2 separate regions of the Homo sapiens genome follow, and region 2 is linked to region 1. Evidence: chromatin loops called from intact Hi-C (ENCODE). Cell type or tissue: heart left ventricle. All regions are shown on one strand. Each heading gives the region's core, and the rest is flanking DNA. Links, peaks and the distances in the headings are about the cores only.

What was found. Hi-C counts contacts between places; a loop is a spot of excess contacts. Peaks named below come from ENCODE experiments on the same cell type or tissue, not always from the same donor. Only the 100,000 strongest peaks of a DNase experiment are listed, where the experiment ranks them.
Region 2: a loop joins it to region 1, with 1.8 times the contacts of the local background. A loop is called at or near these places in 11 of 110 quality-filtered maps.

The regions. Positions count from the first base shown.
Region 1 is chr5:56,073,846-56,076,651 of GRCh38, forward strand. No RefSeq gene overlaps it. Among named protein-coding and RNA genes, the nearest start is that of IL6ST-DT, 80 kb to the left of the region's middle. RefSeq lists an enhancer at 123-624. In heart left ventricle, for the core only: no CTCF peak of the experiment used is centred there; a DNase peak (open chromatin) is centred at 1,823; H3K27ac peaks cover 618 bases.
Region 2 is chr5:56,173,779-56,176,584 of GRCh38, forward strand. It overlaps ANKRD55 (ankyrin repeat domain 55), which reads right to left. Exons shown (of 12, transcript NM_024669.3): 4 at 2,374-2,504. Among named protein-coding and RNA genes, the nearest start is that of ANKRD55, 58 kb to the right of the region's middle. In heart left ventricle, for the core only: no CTCF peak of the experiment used is centred there; no DNase peak of the experiment used is centred there; H3K27ac peaks cover 899 bases.

The DNA of each region.
Region 1 (2,806 bases), core at 281-2,780:
AGTGAGAGAGGAAAAAGGCAACTTGGTGAGGTGGTACTGTCTGCCATTGCTCTCCAAGGCTCATGCCCCAGGGTATGCACCAGGAGGCTGGCACCTGCCTTTGCTGGATGGGCTCTCCATTCCATGGGTTCAGAGTACCTAAGTACCTGTCTCTGAGTGTGACTCTATTGCTTCAAGATGAATTTCTCTCTCTCTCTCTCTTTCTCTCCCTTCCTTCCTTCCTTTCTTTTTTTTTTTTTTTTTTTTTTGAGACAGAGTTTTGCTCGTTACCCAGGCTGGAGTGCAATGGCACAATCTCGGCTCCACAATCTTGCAACCTCCACCTCCTAGGTTCAAGCGATTCTCCTGCCTCAGCCTCCCGAGTAGCTAGGATTACAGGCGTCCACCACCACACCCGGCTAATTTTGTGTTTTTAGTAGAGACAGGGTTTCTCCATGTTGGTCAGGCTGGTCTCGAACTCCTGACCTCAGGTGATCTGCCTGCCTCGGCCTCCCAAAGTGGTGGGATTACAGGGGGTAAGCCACCGCACCCAGCCTCTCTCTTTCTTTCTTGTCTCACTCTCTTGCCCAGTCTGGAGTGCAAGGTACAATCATGGCTTACTGCAGCCTCAACCTCCTGGGCTCAAGTGATCCTTCCACCTCAGCCTCCTGAGCTGCTGGGACCACAGGGGCATGCCACCATGCCTGGTTATTTTTTATGTTTTGTAGAGATGGAGGTCTTGCTATGTTGCTCAGGCTGGTCTGGAATTCCTGGTTTCATGCGATCTTCCTGACTCAGCCTCCCAAAGTGCCAAGATTACAGGTGTGAGCCACCACGCCCTGCTTCTTTTTAAAAAATACAACATTGGCTGCAAGGTGGCTCATGCCTGTAATTCCAACACTTTGGGAAGCCGAGGTGGGAGGATCACTTGAGCCTAGGAGTGCTAGACCAGCCTGGGCAATATAGTGAGACCCAGTTTCTACAAAAAATTTTTTAAAAAATTAGCTGGGCATGGTAGTGCATGCTGGTTGTCCCAGCTTACTTAGGAGGCTGAGGGAGGAGGGTTGCTTGAGTCCAGGAGTTTGAGGCTGTAGTGAGTTATGATCATGCCACTGCACTCCAGCCTGGGAGACAGAGTGAGACTCTGTCTCTAAAACAACAACAACAACAACAACAACAACAACAACAACAACAACACAGGGCAAGCAGGACATGGAACTAGGTTCAAATACTGGAAGAAACTCTGACTCTATATCTTACTTTTAGGGAAATTAAAGGGATCTTAAAATTGAGCATACACATTTTTTACCTTTAGGACCTAACCCAATCTAAGGTGGCTGCATTTTACCTAAAGTTGAAGGATTGTCCCTAGCCAGAAAAGCTTCAGATCCCTTTAGTTCACATTCCAACATTGGGAAAATAAACTTGAAAAGTATTTTCCTTAGCAAAGAAAGATCTGGGTGTGAAACAAAGTTCATTTTGTTTTGTTTTGCTTTTTTCTTGATCATCAGTCTCCAGTGCCAATGTCTCAGTTTGCAGACTAACTGTAATCACATGTGTGGCCTCTCCTTAGGAGAAACAGTAACACACTCTCTGATGGATCAATTTGGCATAAACTGTGAAGTAAAAGGGATTCCATGCTGGGTGGAAGGTTGGACCAGAAGTTCTCCAAGTTTCCTTTCAAACCTCTCTGTGGCAGTATTCCAACTGTTCTAAGGCCATTGTGAAAGGTCTTCTGAGTAATTTATGGCCTCTTTTTTCCTTTAACCAAGCGCATTAGATGATCTCCAGATGTCTCTGTTATTCCTTTTGGAAGCAGTAGGGTCCTGGATCATGAGCTGGGCTGTGGGGAACGCTGCCTGGGAACTGTGAGGACATATTTAACCTGCTGATCTTGAATGTCTCTAGTTCCTCACTGGTCTTGCCTGCCTCTTGTTAGGTCAAGGCACTCATAGGAAGTGGATTAGTTGCATTTAAGGAGAATTAAGTGTTGTTTGAAAAAATATCTGGACCCTGGGGCCCCAAGCAGGGGTAGAGATTTACTGTGGAGCTCTTTCCTGAAAGCAGAACAGGGATCTGGAACTCAAGGCCAGGGCCTTTGGGTTAGGAAAGTGGGGCACCAGGATGGGTGAAGAGATTGGCTGGGGAGGGCTACCAGCCCCTGCCTTAAACTTTGGGCCTGCCCAGCAGTCTCTCTGTCACTGTTAAGGCCATCTTCACCTTGTGGTGACCCAGTTTTGTCTTTTCTGAGAAAAGGCTTTGTTGAGGCCAGGCGCGGTGGCTCACGCCTGTAATCCCAGCACTTTGGGAGGCCGAGGCGGGTGGATCCATGAAGTCAGGAGATCGAGACTGTCCTGGCTAACACTGTGAAACCCCGTCTCTACTAAAAATACAAAAAATTAGTCGGGCGAGGTGGTGGGTGCCTGTAGTCCCAGCTACTTGGGAGGCTGAGGCAGGAGAATGGCGTGAACCCGGGAGGCACAGCTTGCAGTGAGCTGAGATTGCACCACTGCACTCCAGCCTGGGCAACAGAGGGAGACTCCATCTCAAAAAAAAAAGAAAAGAAAAGAAAAGGTTTTGTTGGCCAGTGACCCCTATACAGAGACCCTCAGAAAACTTGTTCTCCCCCTCTCAGATTTTACGCCACTCCAGGGGTGTATTAAGCTAGGTTGCCACCTCCTCTGATGACTCTCTTTCCCGTATCCCCTTTTCCACGTGTTCTGCTTGCCCTTCACAATAAACTGTTATCTCCTGAAGAAAAAAAAACTGGATTTTGCCAGGGGAGGTGGCTCATGCCTGTAATACCAGCACTTTGGGATGCTGAAGG
Region 2 (2,806 bases), core at 262-2,761, 100 kb after region 1:
GGTGATCCTCTAGCCTCTTGGCCTCCCAAAGTAGCGGGATTACAGGCGTGAGCCACCGTGCCTGGCCTCAACTCTACATATTTTATTTGAGTTTGACACATCTGTGGTAAGGTTTTTTTGTATACTGAGTTCAGAGTTGTGGCTGAGACTTAACTTCTAAGTGTCCCGTTTGCGACATTTTTCTTTAATTCTTGAATTTGAACATTGCCAGGAGGGAGGGATAAGCTTCACAGTGCAGTCCCCAGGACAACTGCTTCCCGTGAGCCCCAGCAGAACAATGGAGGGTCCTGCCTTGGGGAGCCACAGGGAGATGGGGGCAGAGTTAAAAAGGTGGCACCACATGGTGTCCTGCTGGCAGACTCTTCTCATGCAGCCCTTAGAATATATTCCTAGAAAGAGTTGTCTGCAAAGGTGTCAACTTTCCAGGCTCCAAGGGTGTCCATCATTATTCACCGTGATTTAGAGGAGTACTTCTTCCCAGTCCCTTGCATAGCTCTCTAGTCAAAGAAATGTAAAATTTTGAATTTTTGAACTTTGAAAGGGGGACAGTTTGCTTTCACTACATTCTATTTGCTAGTGGCAGTCAACTTTAGAAACCCCTTCTATGCCCTTCCTCTACCCCCTTATCCCAGTTTTCTCTTTTCTTCAGCTCAGACACTGGAAAAGTCCATAGCAAGAGCAGTTCTTAAGGCATGTGCTAGAAGGGAGGGGGCTAGGAGGACAGCCATATGTCTGTCTGAGATATGGGACTTCGGCTAATATGCACAGACCAGTGGCTTTTAAACTTGATGGGCAAGTTTTTAAAAATCGCCTGGGAGGCTGAGGCGGGCAGATCATGAGGTCAAGAGATCGAGACCATCCTGGCCAACATGGTGAAACCCTGTCTCTACTAAAAATACAAAAATTAGCTGGGTGTGGTGGTGCATGCCTGTAGTCCCAGCTACCTGGGAGGCTATGGCAGGAGAATCGCTTGAACCTGGGAGGCAGAGTCTGCAGTGAGCTGAGATCGCACCACTGCACTCCAGCCTGGTGACAGAGTGAGACTCTGTCTCAAAAAAAAAAAAAAAAAAAAAAATTGCCAAGGAGGTTTGTTCAACATGCAGACTCCCCCAACACCAACTACCCCAGTCCTGCTCCCAGAGTATCTGACTCAGAAGGTCTAGGGTATACCCCTGGTACCTGCATTTGACACTAATGTGAATAAGTTCTGATAACCCTCTACCATCAGACCAGCCTGGCATTTGCATTTGAAACAAGCACCCCAAGGGATATTGACACAAAAGATCTGTGGACCACAGTTTGAAAATTTCTTCCCAGATTTGCATGTGAGTTCTAGAGAGAGAGCACAAATAGAAAATGAAAAAGTAGGCTCTAAAGGAAATCTCTGTGAGACTTGGGCAATGCTTCATTGCAATCTATGATAGGTCATGGCAGAAAGGGGTGGTGTTTGGGAAAGGGAAGTGATTTAATTCAGCAGGACACCCTCAATGGGGCTGGTCCAGAGTGAATTCACCACCATCAGTGGGCAGCAATAGCAAATGCAAGCCATAGCAAATGCAAGAAGCTGCACTGGTAGCAATGGTGGTCATAGTGAAGATTTCTGGGTACCTCTCTGGAGAGGAAGAAAAAGGATGACCTCCATGTGGTGGTTAGGACTTGTTTGACATGGACTCAAGGCACCCCTAGGACCTCCCAAAAGGATTGCAGGAAGAGTTTGAGAGGAGAGGGTCTTGAGGATTTTCAGTAAGGCTTAACCAGGCTTGCTCTAATGTTGGGAAATGCTGAACTGAAATCTCTACCGGTGAGGACTAGTATTATGACACAGTTGTTAAATTGAGCCCTGATTGTGGGCTGAGTCATCTGCTTGGCGTTGTCCCTTTAAGAGCCTGCTTTGTCTCCCCTGTTCTTTATCTTCCAGTCCCTCCCACCACCTTCCCCAGTTCTCGTTGTTCTCCACATTCCTTAGCCTCAAGCTTCTACTCAACCAATCCTACCCCACAGATGTTAATTGGATCTTCACAGTATTCCCACCCTGTTGGGGTTATTTAGGGAGATTGTTTTTAGAAGCACCAAGTGTGTCCAGAAATATCCCAAGAGAAATTCTGATGCCATTAAGATAGAAAAGAATGTTTCCCTAATGGCCATATCACCTCTATCTTAGAGGATTGTTAGGAAGATCCAAAATGGCCCAAATTCATGAAACCAACTCTAAGTGGGGATATAAACGTTGAAGATGATTGGAGTAAAGCTTCAAGTTCCAGCTCCTTTAGCCAGCTGCATAGATCCAAGAATGCTCCTTTGCAACTGGGACCCCATAATGACACCCTTCGCCTACCCTGCTCCTTCCACCCTGTGACAGGCACAAGTCAGTACCAGGTAGGTGGCCAGGCATAAACTTGTGCGGCCATAAGCATCCTGCATGTTAATATTGGCTCCCATCTTCAACAGCAGCTTCACTGTGTCCGCTTGACGTCCAGAAACCGCATGCATCAAGGGCGTGCATCCTGGAATGAGACATTTCAACAGCCTTTAAACATGTGTGACCCATGAAACTGATGAGCAGGCTTTATTGGCCTGTTCATTTATTTTGCTATTTGCAATACAAACCCAGCTGTTTGTATGGGACTGAAGGGAGATGAAGCTGATTGTTGCTACATCTCTATAAACTATGTATTTTTTTTACTGGCTCTTTTCAATCTTCTGCAATTTTGCAATAATTGGCTGAGTAAAACATTTTGGGTAGATGATAAAAATTGCTTATGACTGTGTCAGGGATCAGCATAATTTAAGACATAACAGGCAGATT